Linked DNA regions of Homo sapiens: region 1 is linked to region 2. A link is an interaction called in ENCODE POLR2A ChIA-PET data of the cell type or tissue named here. Cell type or tissue: OCI-LY7. All regions are shown on one strand.

What was found. Peaks named below come from ENCODE experiments on the same cell type or tissue, not always from the same donor. Only the 100,000 strongest peaks of a DNase experiment are listed, where the experiment ranks them.
Region 1: POLR2A ChIA-PET joins it to region 2 with 6 read pairs; 1 of 35 experiments calls an interaction of 5 or more read pairs at or near these places.

What each region holds. Positions count from the first base shown.
Region 1 is chr1:157,815,895-157,823,894 of GRCh38, reverse strand. FCRL1 (Fc receptor like 1) reads left to right here and starts at 3,775. Exons shown (of 11, transcript NM_052938.5): 1 at 3,775-3,888. The coding sequence starts at 3,858. In OCI-LY7, a CTCF peak has its summit at 3,708; DNase peaks (open chromatin) are centred at 3,774, 4,444 and 6,469; H3K4me3 peaks cover 5,024 bases; H3K27ac peaks cover 4,800 bases.
Region 2 is chr1:157,506,164-157,514,163 of GRCh38, reverse strand. FCRL5 (Fc receptor like 5) reads left to right here. Exons shown (of 17, transcript NM_031281.3): 17 at 1-787. Among named protein-coding and RNA genes, the nearest start is that of FCRL5, 42 kb to the left of the region's middle. In OCI-LY7, no CTCF peak of the experiment used is centred here; DNase peaks (open chromatin) are centred at 1,553, 1,883, 2,503, 3,263 and 1 weaker place; H3K4me3 peaks cover 3,856 bases; H3K27ac peaks cover 4,978 bases.

The DNA.
Region 1 (8,000 bases), 310 kb before region 2:
ACTTCCCCAGCCACCCGTGTTGTGGCCCAGTGGGCTCATGAACAAAGTGGCCATGGTGGAAAGATGGAGTTAATGCAGGGGCTCAGCATCATGAACTTGCACTCTCCAAGGGCAACCTGGCTACAGCTGCCTTGGAGTGCCTAATATGCCAGCAGTGGAGACCACGCTGAGTCCCTAATATGACACTACTTCCCAGAGTAATCAGCCAGCTACCAGGTGGCAGGTTGATTAAAAGGGGCCACTTCCATCATGGAAGCGGTAGTGTTTTGTCCTTACTGGAATAGACACTTACTCTGGATATAGATTTGTCTTTACTACACACAATGTTGTCTCTATTAAAGATAATAATTAAAAAATTAGCCAGGTATGATAGTGCGCTCCTGTAGTCCCAGCCACTCAGAAGGCTAAGGCAGGAGGATTGCTTGAGCTTGGGAGGTTGAGGCTGTAGAAAGACATGATCATACCACTGCACTCCAGCCTGGGTCACAAAGTGAGACCTTATCTCAAAAAAAAAAAAAAAAAAAAAAAGCATTAACCATGCAAGAAAAAAAAGATAAATTGGGCTTCACCAAAATTAGATAATTCTGATCTCTTTTTTGTTTTTGTTTTTTGACAAAAATTGGACAAGCAGCCTTATGAATAAATAGGAAAATAACAGGAAGAGACATTTCAAGGAAGAAAATATACAAAGGGCTAATAAACACATGAGAAATGTTTAGCTTCATTGGCCGCCAAGAAATGCAAATTAAACTCATAAGATATCTCTACACATGCATTGAATTGGCTTTAAAAAAGGAGTTGGAGAGGATATGGAGAAACTGGAATTCAGACTGCTGGTGGGAATGTAAAATAGTAAAAATCAAGTAGGGAAGTAATTTAAGTTTCCTGAAAACATAAGCATATTCTCATTCAATAATTCCACCCTGGAATAGTCACCCAAAATTTTGTACATGAATGTTTATAGCAGCTTTATTCATACTACATGGATGAATCTCAAAAATATTATGCAAAAGGAAAGAACTTAGAAACAAAAGAGTAAATATTATATGTTTCAATTTGTAGGAAATTCTAGAAAAGGCAAATCAAATCTATAGAAAGCAGATGGAGAGTTACCTGGTTCTGGGAGGTTTGGGGTGACTGGGAAGGCACACAAGGAAACCCATTGAGATGATGGAAATGTTCTAGATCATGACAGTGATTGCTTTTACATCAGTGTGTATGTTTGTCAAAAATCATTGAATCATATACTTATGATGGGTTCATTTCAATGTATATTAATTATAACTCGATAAGCTGATTTTTAAGAAAGAGAACTATAAACAAAATATTCAGAGTGGTAATTACTTCTGGAGAGTACACGAGGAGTGGGTTAGAAAAGGCACACTCAAGTAGATGTAATAGTATCATGTTATGTTCAAGTTCTTTTTTTTTTTTTTTTTTTTTTTTTTTTTTTTTGAGACGGAGTCTCGCTCTGTCACCCAGGCTGGAGTGCAGTGGCGCGATCTCGGCTCACTGCAAGCTCCGCCTCCCGGGTTCACGCCATTCTCCTGCCTCAGCCTCCCGCGCAGCTGGGACTACAGGCGCCCGCCACCACGCCCGGCTAATTTTTTGTGTTTTTTAGTAGAGACGGGGTTTCACTGTGTTAGCCAGGATGGTCTCGATCTCCTGACCTCGTGATCCGCCCGCCTTATGTTCAAGTTCTTAAAACAGTCTGGGGATAGGCTCATGGCTTTTCATTTCATCGTAGTATTTCATAATTTATATTCATGTTACTTTTTTGTATGCATGCATGAACTATCACATTATAAAAATAAAAGTGTGAGAGAGCTTAACAAATAAAATGTTATAGCCTTTATATCTGTGGAGGAGGAAACACATTTTAATCTGAACATCTTGTGAAGGCACTGGAGCAGGACACACAGGAAGAGATGTGATGAGAATCAACCTAAGACCCCAACAACAGATGAATCCATAAAGAAAATGTGGTGTATATATACAACGGAATACCATTCAGCCATACAAAATGAAATCCTGTCATTTGTGACAACATGATGAAGCTGGAGGACATCATGTTAAGTGAACCAAGCCAGACACAGAAAGACAAATACCACATGAACTTACTTATATGTGGAATCTGAAAAAAATAAGAAGTTGATATTATGGAAGTATAGCATAGAATAGCATCTATCAGAGACTGAGGAGGGAATGAGGAGGGAAGAGAGGGAAAGATTGGTCAACAGGTACAAGGTGCCAATTCGATAGGAGGAATAAGGTTTGGTGTTTTATTGCACAGTAGGGTAACTATGGTTACTAGTAAGGTATTATATATTACAAAATAGCTAGGAAAGAGGCTTTTGAATGTTCTCACCACATAGAAATGAAAACTGCACGAGACAATGGATATGCCAACCACCCTGATTTGATCATCACTGTACAACATATATATGTATTATATTGCAATGTCAAACTGTGCCCCATAAATATGTACAATTACAATGTGTCAATTAAAACATTAAAAAAACCAACAGATTAAAAGAAAAAGAGAGAGATGAAACAGCAGAGTGTATGCAAAAACAGCTTTACACCCTGGATTTAAAGGGCTCTACATTCTCATTCAGGAGATTTTTTTGCATTGGTCCTGAAACTTTACACTAAACAAGCTTATCCCCACACAGGCTTTCCTAAGCCAATAAATAAAGCTATGGAATACCTATTCGTTTTCAGCACTTTCGCTGTTAGCCTGGTTACCAACATTGCTCCCTTTTCCCTCTGGTTTTGCGTATCACTGAATAGTTTCTTTTCTCAGTCATACTCATTGAGCTGGATACCTGGACTTAGACATCATTGCCTGACAGCATCTTTCCCCTAATAGGTTACTTTCCACACATTCTAGTTATTCTTAATCCTAGACACTCACGGATTTAAGAAATGTTGAAAATTAAGATAGCTTATTCTCCTCCAATCCCTAATCTAGGCTTCACTTGCCTAGAACTGGTATCCCTAATGTGCTAAAGGTAGCAATGGGAGAGATTATAGGTGCCCTGATTTTGAGGGAAAAGAGGGGCAATTTTACAAATGCCAGAGTTAGTACTAATGGTGAACCCTTCTCAAGTGCCCTGAAGCTAATTTGCATATACTTCTTTTCTGTATTTCATTTTCAAATATCCCCCAGATTGTAATTTGCCGTGATTTTATTTTTCAGTGATTTCATGCTCATTTACTGGTACACTGAAAGTTTGAATATCAAAGCGTATATCTGTATGAATAGGTTGACCCTGTACATAAGTCATCATATGCAGCAAGGGTCAGACACTACACATAACCGGGGTGACAGCCCCATCAGTCCCTGATTTAATGACATGTTTGCATAATATGACTATACTAGAGAAAGTTTGCATAGTGGGACTATATTGCTGAGCAAGAAGAATGTGCCAATTAGAAACAATCCAGGAGACATCCCTATCAAAGGTGAAAAGTATTGTAGATGTATCAAAGATGAATTTCAGCAGGACCATAACCTGATGAGACTCATCAAAGTAGGAAACTGCCTTTAGAAAACTTCCTTTGAAATACCTGAATTCTTGAAAAAGTCCCTCAAATATTGATGTGTACTATCTGCAGCTTGTGGAACTGAATCAAACTATATTTAAAAAGGAGCATCTTTAATTTTCTCAGACTTCATAGAAAAGGAAATGGAGACTGGTCACTAGAGGGTTCTTCTTCCTTCTACTTCTGCTGAAGGGTAACTTCCGATATCAACTTCCTCAAACCTCTGATGAGCTGCTGCTGCTCGACTCTGAGGTGCATTCTTTTTTTGATGAGAGGCATCTCTAGGTACCATCCCTGACCTGGTCCTCATGCTGCCGAGGCTGTTGCTGTTGATCTGTGGTGAGTTGGGCAACTCAGAGCAGGGCATGGGATGCAATCATGCTTGGGCTCTGCTTCCTGAAGGGCTGTAAGGACTTCTTAGGACTAAGGTTCTGTCAGGTAATGCTCAGGGGTGCTCAGATCTCCACTTCCACGGAGGGCTCAGAGTCAGGCAAAAAGTTGTAGATATTTCAAAAAGCCAGAGTTTTCAAGAAAACTATCATTTCAGTTTTTATCTCATAGGAAGTGTTCACTGTCTGTCTTCCTTTCCATCAATAATTGTCTTTGTTCTCAGTGTTTTCAACAGCTGCCAAAAGAAAAATCTGTATAATAAATAGGCCTCTGAATTCCTTGCCCTTCTTACTACCAACGTTATTTCCTTTTATCCCTCTCTGACTCCCCATTCCCACAGTCAAACCTTAGAACTTATCATCACTCCTTTGTTTTCAGCATACATCCCCCACCCCCACTAAGTTGTGTTTCTAGCTCACTTTCTCCTGCACTCTATTTCCAACATGACTTCAATTACCCCAGGGCTACTTTTCCATTATCAGTAACTACACTTCATGTGCTCACTTCTCATGGTGCTCAGCTCAGATTCTGCAGCTCACCACCACAACACTCCCTCGAGCACACCTTCATCTCTCTTCCCCCATAGCACTCTCCTGGTTTACACGCCCTTCTGCATGCTTCACTCCTGGACATAAACAGCTGAATGGGATTTTTTTTTAAATGCACAACCCTGATGACTTATCCCCTTTTAAGTGTAGGACCCCCAAATCTCAGGTAGCCAACAGCAATGCCAGGCAATTATCCTACATGTTCACAGTCCATGTTGCTCCATTATCACTATTGCATACCTTATCCTGTCACCTCATACTTCTCTGTTCACTCTCATTGTGTAATCTTGCTTCATATTTCATTGAGAAAATAAAAGCAGTCAGAAGAAAACTCTCTCATCTTTCTGTTGCTGTTGACCTACTCACCTCTGCATTCACATACACTGCCTTCTCTTCCCCTACCACGAATATATTGCCCCTCATCTTGTTGATGACAAGACTCTCCACTTGTGCATTAGGCCCATGACCCTCTTACTTTCTCAAAAAGTTTGCTCCATCATCAATATGTTTCTTCATTCTAAATTATTCCCATAAGTATACAAACATGCTACAGTATCTTTTATTAAAAACAGCTTTATTGAAATATTATTCACATATAATACAATTCACCATTTAAGTTATGCAATCCAATGGTTTTTTATGACAATCACTGAGTGGTGCAACTATCACCACAATCAATTTCAGAATGTTTTCATCACCCAAGAAAGAACGCCATACCCACTAGCAGGCATCCCCAATTTTTTTTCCAACGCCTCACCTATCCTCACCCCTCTATTTTCTGGCCACATGCAATCATTATCTACTTTCTGTCTCTCTATATTTGTCTATTCTGGACACACACCCCATATCTAACTGTAATTATATATCCCTTGAGCAACATTTCCCTCATTCCTCCTTCCCCACTATTACCCAAGCTTCTTGTAACCATGATTCTGCACCGTCCTTCTATGAGATCAACGTTTTCAGATTCCACATGAGTGAGATAATGCAGTACTTGTCATCCTGTGCCTACCTCATTTCATTTAACATAATATCCTTCAGGCTCACCCATGTTGTTGTAAATGATAGGATTTCATTATTTTTTATGTCTGAATAGTATTCCATCATGTATGTATATTGCATTTTCTTTATCCATTAATTTTTTGATGAACATCTACATTGATGCTGTCTTGGCTATCGTGAATAGTGCTGCAATAAATGTGGGAGTGCAGATATCTCTTTAACACACTGCTTTAATTTCCTCTGGATACATGTCCAGTAGTGGGATGGCTGAACCATATGGTAGTTCCATTTTTTATATTTTAAGAGCCTCCATACTGTCTTCCATAATGGCTGTTCTAATTTACAGTCCCACCTACAGCATGTGAGGATTCTCTTTTCTCGACATCTTTGACAATACTAGTTATCTTTGGTCTTTTTGATTATAGTCATTTTCATAGGTATGGGGTAATATTTCATTGTGGTTTTGATTTGCATTTTTCTGTTGATTAGTGATATTGGGCATTTTTTCATATACCTGTTGGCCATTTGCATTTCTTCTTTTGAGAATTAGACCATTGTTAATAGGGTTGTTTTCTCACTATTGAGTTGTTTGAGTTTCTTATATATTCTGGATATTAACTTTTTCTCAGATGTATTGACTGCAAGTACTTTTTCCTATTTCATAGGTTGTCTCTTCACTCTGTTGATTGTTTCTTTTACTATGCTGAAGCCTTTTGGTTGTGTGTAATCCCGTTTGTCTATTTTTGCTTTTATTGCTTTTGCTTTTGAGGTCCTAGCCAAAAAAATCACTGCCCAAATCAGTGACATAGAGCTTTCCCCAATGTTTTCTCCTAGTAGTTTCAGTTCAGGGTCATACATTTAAGTCTTTCATCCATTTTGAGTTGATTTTTGTCTATGGTGAGAGATAAGAATCTAATTTCATTCTTCTATAAGTGGATATCCAGTTTTCTTAATACTATTTAGTGAAGACACTGTCCTTTCCACATCGTGTATTCTTAACACCTTTGTTGAAAATCAGTGGGCTATAAATGTGTGGATTTATTTCCGGGCTCTCTATTCTGTTTCATTGGTCTATGTGTCTGTTTTTGTGCCTGTACAATGCTGTTTTGATTATTATAGGTTTGTAGATTATTAGAGTTTTTGAAGTCAGGTAGTATAATACCTGAAGCTTTTCTTTTCTTCAAGGTTGTTTGGGCTATTCAGGGTTTTCTGTTTGTTTATTTGTTTTTAGTTCCATACAAATTTTAGGATTGCTTTTTCTATTTCTGAAGACAATGTCATTGGTATTTTGATAGAGATTGCATTGAATCTGTAGATGATTCTGGGTAGTATTGACATTTTAACAGTATTTATTCTTCCAATCCATGAACATGTGATATCTTTCAATTTATTTGCATCTTCTTCAATTTCTTCATTTATGTTTTATAGTTTTCACTGTAGAGATATTTCAACTTCTTGGTTAAATTTATTCCTAAGTATTTTATTATTTTATAACTATTGTGAATGGGATTGTTTTCTTAATTTCTTTTGCAGGTAGTTCACTATTAGTATATAGAAACACTACTGATTTACATATTTTGTCTATCTATCTATCTATCTATCTATCTATCTATCTATCTATTATCCAGCAACTTCATCAGTGAAGTTGCTGCCCAAATCAGTGACATAGAGCTTTATCATTTATTAGATAAAATTTTGTTGGTGGGGTCTTTAGAGTTTTCTATATATAAGATTTTGTCATCTGCCAACAGGGACAATTTAACTTCTTCCTTCTCAATTTGGATGCCCTTTCTTTCTTTCTCTTGCCTAATACTTTGGCTAGGACTTCAATTATTATGTTAAATAGAGGTGGCCAAAGTGGGCATCTTTGTCTTGTTCTAGATTTTAGAGAAATGCTTTCAACTTTTCCCCATTCAGTATGATATTAGCTACAGACTTGTCATATATGACCTTTATTATGTTGAGGTACATCTCTTCTACACCTAATTTTCTGAGAGTTTTTAACGTAAATGGATGTTGAATTTTGTCAAATGCTTTTTGTGCATGTATTGATCATGTGGTTTTTATTCTTGATTTTGTTAATGTGATGTATCATTTCTATTGATCTGCATGTTGAACCATCCTTTCATCCCTGAAATGAATCCCATTGATCATGGTAAATGAATTTTTAAAATGTTCTGTTGAATTTGGTTTGCTAGTTATTTTGTTGAGAATTTGCACATCTATGTCTATCGGAGATATCAGCCTGTAGTTTTCTTTTTGTTGTGTTTTTGTCTGGTTTTGGCATCAAAGTAATATTAGCCTCTTAGAATGAGTTTGAAAGTGTTTTCTTCTTTTAATTTCTTGGAAATCATTTGAGAGGAATTGGTATTAGTTCTTTAAATGTTTGGTAGAATTCAGCAATGAAGCCATCAGATCCTAGGTTCCTTTTTGATGGAAGACTTTTTATTACTGATTGAATTCCCTTAGTTGTTATTGGTCTGTTCAGATTTTCTATTTCTTCACAATTAA
Region 2 (8,000 bases):
CTTCCAAGGGCATTGGAAGCTCACTCCACCTGAACCATGGCTTTTCATGCTTCCAAGTGTCAGGGCCTTGCCCAGATAGACAGGGCTGGCTCTGCTGCCCCAACCTTTCAAGGAGGAAACCAGACACCTGAGACAGGAGCCTGTATGCAGCCCAGTGCAGCCTTGCAGAGGACAAGGCTGGAGGCATTTGTCATCACTACAGATATGCAACTAAAATAGACGTGGAGCAAGAGAAATGCATTCCCACCGAGGCCGCTTTTTTAGGCCTAGTTGAAAGTCAAGAAGGACAGCAGCAAGCATAGGCTCAGGATTAAAGAAAAAAATCTGCTCACAGTCTGTTCTGGAGGTCACATCACCAACAAAGCTCACGCCCTATGCAGTTCTGAGAAGGTGGAGGCACCAGGCTCAAAAGAGGAAATTTAGAATTTCTCATTGGGAGAGTAAGGTACCCCCATCCCAGAATGATAACTGCACAGTGGCAGAACAAACTCCACCCTAATGTGGGTGGACCCCGTCCAGTCTGTTGAAGGCCTGAATGTAACAAAAGGGCTTATTCTTCCTCAAGTAAGGGGGAACTCCTGCTTTGGGCTGGGACATAAGTTTTTCTGCTTTCAGACGCAAACTGAAAAATGGCTCTTCTTGGGTCTTGAGCTTGCTGGCATATGGACTGAAAGAAACTATGCTATTGGATCTCCTGGATCTCCAGCTTGCTGACTGCAGATCTTGAGATATGTCAGCCTCTACAGTCACAAGAGCTAATTCATTCTAATAAACCAATCTTTCTGTATGTGTGCATGTGTATGTGTGTGTATAAATGTATATGCATTTGTGTACACAGATAGGTGTATATCTGTGTGCTTACCTCATGGGTGCATGTGAGTACACACAAAAAAACCACACACACACAAGCACACACATCCTGTTGGTTCTGTTTCTCTAGAGAACACTGACAAACACAATGATTAACAAGGGTGCGAGAACCAAATGGGCAGGCTAAGCGTCTGCTCTCGAGGCTGGACTTCCATGAGAGGGAAGGCTTCCGTCTTTAGAACAGATACATTTTTCTAGTTTGCAACCTTGTGCTGGTCTTGAGTGAAGAGGAAGGAGAAAGTGAAGAAATTCCCCCATGCTTTAGCCTGGGATAGGACAGACCCAGTGAAACGGGTCTATCTATAATTTAGAATGGGCAAACAAAGAGCAAACCTCAGCCTCGAGTATAGTGTGGCCTGGAGTGGACTCGAGTTCTTGAGGGACAAAATCTCAACTGCCCAGCAGTGGTCTCAGGAGGCTCCACAGAGGCAGAATGTTTCTTTGAGGGGACAGCCCCACATATTAGGAGAGCAGTATGGCTCTTGTGACTGTAGAGGTTGACATATCCTAAGATCTGCAGTCAGCAAGCTGGAGAGCCAATAGTACAGTTTCTTTCAGTCCAAATGCCAGCAAGCTCAAGACCCAAGAAGAGCCATTTTTCAGTTTGAGTCTGAAGGCTGAAAAACTAATGTCCCAGCCCAAGGCAGGAAGAGTTCCCCCTTACTAGAAGAAGAATCAGCCCTTTTGTTTTATTCAGGCCTTCAACAGACTGGATGGTCCCCACCCACATTAGGCAGGGCAATCTGCTCTATTTAGTCTAATTATTCACATGTTCATCTCACCCAGAGAGACCCTCACAAAACACTCAGAATCATGTTTGACCAAATGTCTGGACACTCTGTGGCCCAGTCAAGTTGACACATAAACTTAATCATCACAATCACAAAGGTGGTCTCTTGGCTGCACACATTTTTGGGGATTGTTTCTCAGTTGGTTCAGATCTCTGAGCTGTTACTTTTAGGGTCTCCTCAAAGAGAAGAGAGGCCCGGCTTCCCTCACATTTGTGGTTAAAAGAAATATTCTAAGATTATGCCCACTTCCTCTTTTTGTTTTGTCTTTTGTCACTTCTCAAAGTCCACCTGTCTCTTTGACATCTAGCTGACCTGTTTCATGTCTCCTAATTTTACCTCAACTAACCAACTTTATTGTCTTTGCCCTCTTCCAATCTCCTCTGATTAATACTGCCCACTCAACAGAGAGCTTGCCATAAGAATAACTACTACTTATTAGGAATTAATGTGTCATACCTTATGCTAAGCTTTTTGCATAAATTATCTTATTTAGGGTGCATAACAGGCCTATGCAATACTTATTCATTACTGTCCCTGTTCCTGGAACCAAGCTGAGTTCAGCTGTGTTTTCTCAAGGCCCAATAATGAGAAGCAGACAAACTAGGAAAGAAGGGAACTTATTGCTGTAACCAGATACAGTGAGAAGGTCAGAGATAATTCTATCAGTCCAACTCAAAGTGTTACAGTTTTCTCAGTGCTTATATAGGTTGGGATTATGTGCCTCTGTGCAGTATAGCATTCACCTAAGTCTATTGGTAACTAATTTTGTTTCAACTAGAAGGTCAGAGGCAAAAAAAAAGCTTGCTAAGTCCAATTAAAAGGCCTCCAATACCTTCAAGGCCTGTCTACTGTGGTACTGGAGTGATTATTTCTCTCTTATCTCCTTTATGGCTTGGTCCGGAGAGCTGTCTTAGACTCTCCAATGAATCTATTCAAACAGCTGCCTCTGTTACCTTGACTCGTCTCAGATTTCATTGACCAGAGACAGGTCCTGGCACTAGGAATCTATGACTGTCTCTATTATTTTGGCTTGCTCCAGGTTAGGGAGAAGCCCATGCAAGGCTCCTACTGACCATATGTTTCATTTCCAGCTTTGATGTCTGGGCACCGATTTCTCTAGGTTTAACTATTTGCTCAATGTTAAGGCAGTGCTGTGGAAATTTGTCTGTGTAGCTGGGGTGCTATGCAGGCCTGTCTGTGTGACTGTCATGCAGGCCTGTCTGTGTGACTATCAGGGAGAATTGGCCTGCCACATCCCTATTTTACAGATGAGGTAACTGAGACTTAAAGAAATTAGTTTAGACTAAGACCACACAATAGTAAGTCAGAGCTAGAACTGTGCATCCCTGGAGTCCATGCTTAGTCACTTCACCAAATGTCCTCAGTGAGTATCGTGGGCCACAGAGTCCTATTTGGGGAGAGGCATTTGTGAAGCAGGAAGAGAGCACACGAGACTTGGAGCCGGAAGGCCTGGCTCCTGTACAGGCCACTACCCGTTGCTGTTTAACCTCTCTGAGCTCTGGTTACCTCATCTATAAAACTGGAAAAGAAATAACAGCTGCTTGACTGAATTACATATGGAAGGAGGTAAGGTTTGAGAACGCTATGCAGATGTTCACGGAAGCAGGTGGGGAGGTGCCTGTGTTTGTTACCAAGTTTGCATTGCTTTCTGTTTGCCTTTCTTGGTCCCTCCCCCATCATTACAGTGGAGCAGCTGCTGAATTGCAAAAACATACTTCAGGGCCAGGCGCGGTGGCTCACGCCTGCAATCCCAGCACTTTGGGAGGCCGAGGCGGGTGGATCATGAGGTCAGGATATCGAGACCATCCTGGCTAACACGGTGAAACCCCATCTCTACTAAAAATATAAAAACTTAGCCAGGCGTGGTGGCGGGCGCCTGTAGTCCCAGATACTCGGGAGGCTGAGGCAGGAGAATGCCGTGAACCCAGAGGCAGAGCTTGCAGTGAGCTGAGATTGCGCCACTGCACTCCAGCCTGGGTGACAGGGCGAGACTCCGTCTCAAAAAACAAAAAACAAAAAGCATACTTCAGAAGAAAATGATGGAAAATAATCTGGTCTTCTTTTTAATGTGAGGGGAATGGGATAATTAGATGGGAGGTGTGGGAATGCATAAACTCAACATTTCAGGGATTACATAAATTCATAAAATCTTTCTGATGTGAATGTTCTTTAATTATTTTCCAGAGAAATAAAAGCAAAGGGGTGATGTCCCCAGAGACACTCTTCCGGGTGGCTTATTGACAAAAGAACATATTTGCTTATAAGAAGGCTGTGAATAAATACAAATTTCGTGGGTGGGGCCCAGCATATCCTGCAGCTCTACATTTCTTGGCATCAGGCAGTTTAAGAGATTAAGGACTCTGATGAAAAGAGACAAAATGAGAGTGTTCAGGCTGCTGGGTGCCTCAGGGACGTGTCCTCCACGCCCGGCCTCAGCCTCCCTTCCCATCTCTCCACCATTGCTCTCGTCCATCTTATGTGTTTGTCCCACACCTCTGAACACCATGTCCACCTGTGTCTCCAAGTGGGGCACCACAGAGCAAACCCGATGGATAGATCTGGTCCAGAGGCGGCCTTGTGGCCATGTTGGTGGATGGAGGAGAGCTGGGGGAAGACATGGGAGAATAAGGCTTAGAGGCAGGTGCCCCTCACTTGCCTTCCTTCCATCTGACCAAGCAGTGCTCTTTGTCAGGGTCACTGTCACCTGGCCTCACCAAAAATAGAATGAGCTCTGCGTGGGAAGGGAAGAAGGAGGAGGTGCTGTGGCCATAACCATGGGGTAACAGGGGCGTAGGGAGGGTGAGGCAATAGCTCAGGAGGACCCTCCCCAGCTGGCCCAGGGACTCCAGGCCTCAGGCTTTGGGGTGTGAGAGTGGTCAGGGAGGGGTGAGTTGTTTAATTTTCAAGTCTTATTACTAGAGAAGGCCTTGAGGGCATCCACTTCTTGTACTTTTCTCATGCTTGGGCCCCTCCACAGCATCCCTGCTGAGACATCAGCCAGCCTATGCTGGAATGCTTCTGGGGCCAGGGAGCTCAGCACCTCACCTGGCCTGAAATCACTGAAGGTTAGAGCTAGAAGGGGCCCTTGAGACCCTCAGGCCCTGCTCATGCTCATGTTTCCTGTCACCCTTCTTGCACTCTGAAAGTGACCTCCCTGTCACTCTTACCCTTAAGGAGAGTCTGCCCCCTGTACTTATTAGCCAAACTGCCTCCTTCAGATGTCACCTTCAATAGCTAAACTGTGGGGCAAGGCAGTGTGGGAGCTCCTCCACGCTCCTCACTATCATTTGCAAATTCCTTCACTGAGTATGTGTTCTTATTTAGTATGAATTCATATTCAGTGCCTACAACTGAGAATTGTTGAGAAGTCATCAAGAAGACCCACCTTGCCACTATGCACATCCTCAGTTTTGCCTACAACTGAGAATTCTTATTCATATGTATTCATATTCTGTACCTACAACTGAGCCAGGTGCTTGCTGTACTAAGTACTTGGAATACACTGGTAAACAAGGCAAATAAAAAAAATTCTGCCCTCAAGGAGCTGACATTCTAGCAGGGGAAACAGACAGGGAACGCTAAACATGATAAGTATGTAACTTATGTCATGATTTAGAAGGTGGCATGCGCCATGAAAAAGAAGAAATAGAGCCAAATAGGAGGGTTAGGATGCCCAGAGGAGGCTGCAACAATAAAGAGTGGTCGAGGAAGTCCTCACAGAGACGGTGATCTGAACAAAGGCATGAAATGTTCCATGGCCATTTGGACAGCATACAGGAGTCAGAGGGAGGAGTGCCCCAAGAAGAGGACATAAAATAGGATCACACCCAACAAGTTTGGGGCTAGACAGCAGAGAGCCACGTGGAGGCAGGGGGGCCAGTTAGGAGACCACTACACCATCCAGGTGAGAGATTATGACAGTTGAGATGGGGTGATGGTGGTGGGGTCAGAAGTGATGGAATACTGGGCATATCTTGAAGCTAAAGTATCCAGAATTTTCTGATGGATGAAATGAAGATTCAAGAGAAAGAAAAGAATCAACATGATTCCAAAATACTTGGCCTGAGATTCTAGAAAGATGGCAGCTCCATCCTGAGGTGGAGAACACTGTAAGTGGAACAAGTTAGGGGAGAGGATCAGAAGTTTGGTTTTGAGCAATGGACATGCAGGTGGAGATGTCAAGGACACAGTCAGTGACAGAAGACTGGATTCAGGAGGGAGCTCTGGAGACGTACATGCCAGTCATTGGCATCGAGGATGGCATGAGGGCATTGAGGATGTGCATAGTGACGAGGTGGGCCTTCTTGACTACTTCAGAAATATGTCTTGTCTGCCAATTCAGGATGGCCAAATGAGCACACACCCCATTACTCCTCTCGCTTGCAAAATCCACCAAAATATTAGATTTATCATTTATTGGTCATTGTCCTAACAGTACTACATATATTGTCTCACTCCATCTCAAAATAACTTATAAGAGAGCTGCATTGTGCCCGTTTTACAGATGAAGATGCCACAGTGCTGAGATCCAGTTATCCAAGGCCACAGGACTAATATGAAGCAGTTTCAAACTCAGAAGGCCCACTCTTAATCACCATGTTATACTGATGTAGCACATGTTCCAGCAAATCTAAACTTTAGCAATAAAAATAAAATCTAAGAAAGAAAATGTCACAAGATCCATGAGAATGTAGTACTCAGGTGTCCCAGAAAAAATTCTAAGCTGACAGCTACACAGCTGCCCCAGAAAACAATGCATCCAAAAAGTCAGAGGACTTGGGGAAGATTGCTCCACTTCCACCAGAGGAAGTCACTTCCACTCCAGAAATTATAGAAATAAGAACACAGAATAAAGATTCTAAGCAGGTCTAAGTCAATTCTAAACAATCAGATGAGATATGTTATTCTTCAATAAAAATTACAGCAAATAGAATGACAATTAGAAATCCAGGGAAAACAAGACAGTCTAAGAAAGTCGTGGTTCAAATTTGAAGTAACTGAAGTGTGGGTAACTGGATAATTAATGGAGTGGAGAAAAGAGACCTTTATTCATAGAACATTCTCCTTTGAGTGCCCAAGGTTTAATTACATAGTATTTTATTTCCTTTTCCGTGGGCCTAATCACAGTACTTGGTTCTGCAGTGACTCGTGTTTACATAATAATAATGCCTTAAATACTGTTTAAGGGTTTTCAATTTTTAGAATCAACTTCAAGCACAGAACACTTAATTATGGCTACTTCAGTATTCAAATTCTATAAACACGTGCAACACAAAAGTGATATTATGGCTCACAGAACTCTGGAGGTGGAAAGCAGAGGAAAGTCTACATGCACTAACTTTGTGTATGTGTGTGTGTGTAGTGGAGAATCAATATAGACTTTTTCTAAAAATAATACATCAAAAAATTGAGATTTGGCTGGGTGCAGTGACTCACAGCTGTAATCCCAGCACTTTGGGATTGATTCACAAGGCCGGTGAATCATTTGAGCCAGGAGTTTGAGACCAGCCTGGTCAACATGGTACAACCCCGTCACTAATAAAAATACAAAAATTAGCCAGGCATGGTGGCATGCGCCTGTAATCCCAGCTACTCAGGAGGCTGAGGCAGGAGAATTGCTTGAACCCGGGGGGTGGAGGTTGCATTGAGCCGAAATTTCTCCACTGCACTCCAGCCTAGGCGAGAGAGTGAGACTCCGTCTCAAGAAAAAAAAAAAAAAAAAAAAAAAAAAGGGAAAAAAAAGAAAAAGAAAGAAATTGAAATTTAGGTCCTTTTTTTTAAAGCATAAATCTAGCCATTAGAAAAACCTAGTCATATTACAGATTGAAACCAGGAAGTAAAGGGGACAGGAAGACAGGAAAGCCCTATAATGCCCTAAATTCTTCATCTTTCCTACAATGTAGGTAATAGACACCATCTAGTATAGTTTGGATGTGTGTTCTTGCCCAAATCTCATTTTAAAATGTAATCCCCAGTGTCGGAGGTGGGGCGCAGTGGGAGGTGATTGGATCTCCGGGGCAGATTTCTCATGAATGGTTTAGCACCATCCCCCTTGGTAATGTCCTCACAATAGTGAGTTACTGTGAGATCTGGTTGTTTACAAGTGTGTGGCCCCTACCCCTGCACTCTCCCTCTCTCTCTTGCTCCCACTATGGCCATGTGATGCACCTGCTCCCAGGTTGCCTTCGGTCATGATGGTAAGTTTCCGGAAGCCTCCCAGAAGCTGAGCAGATGCCAGCGTCATGCCTCCTGTGCAGCCTGCAGAACCGTGAGCTATTAAACCTCTTTTCTTTATAAATTATCCAGTCTCAAACATGT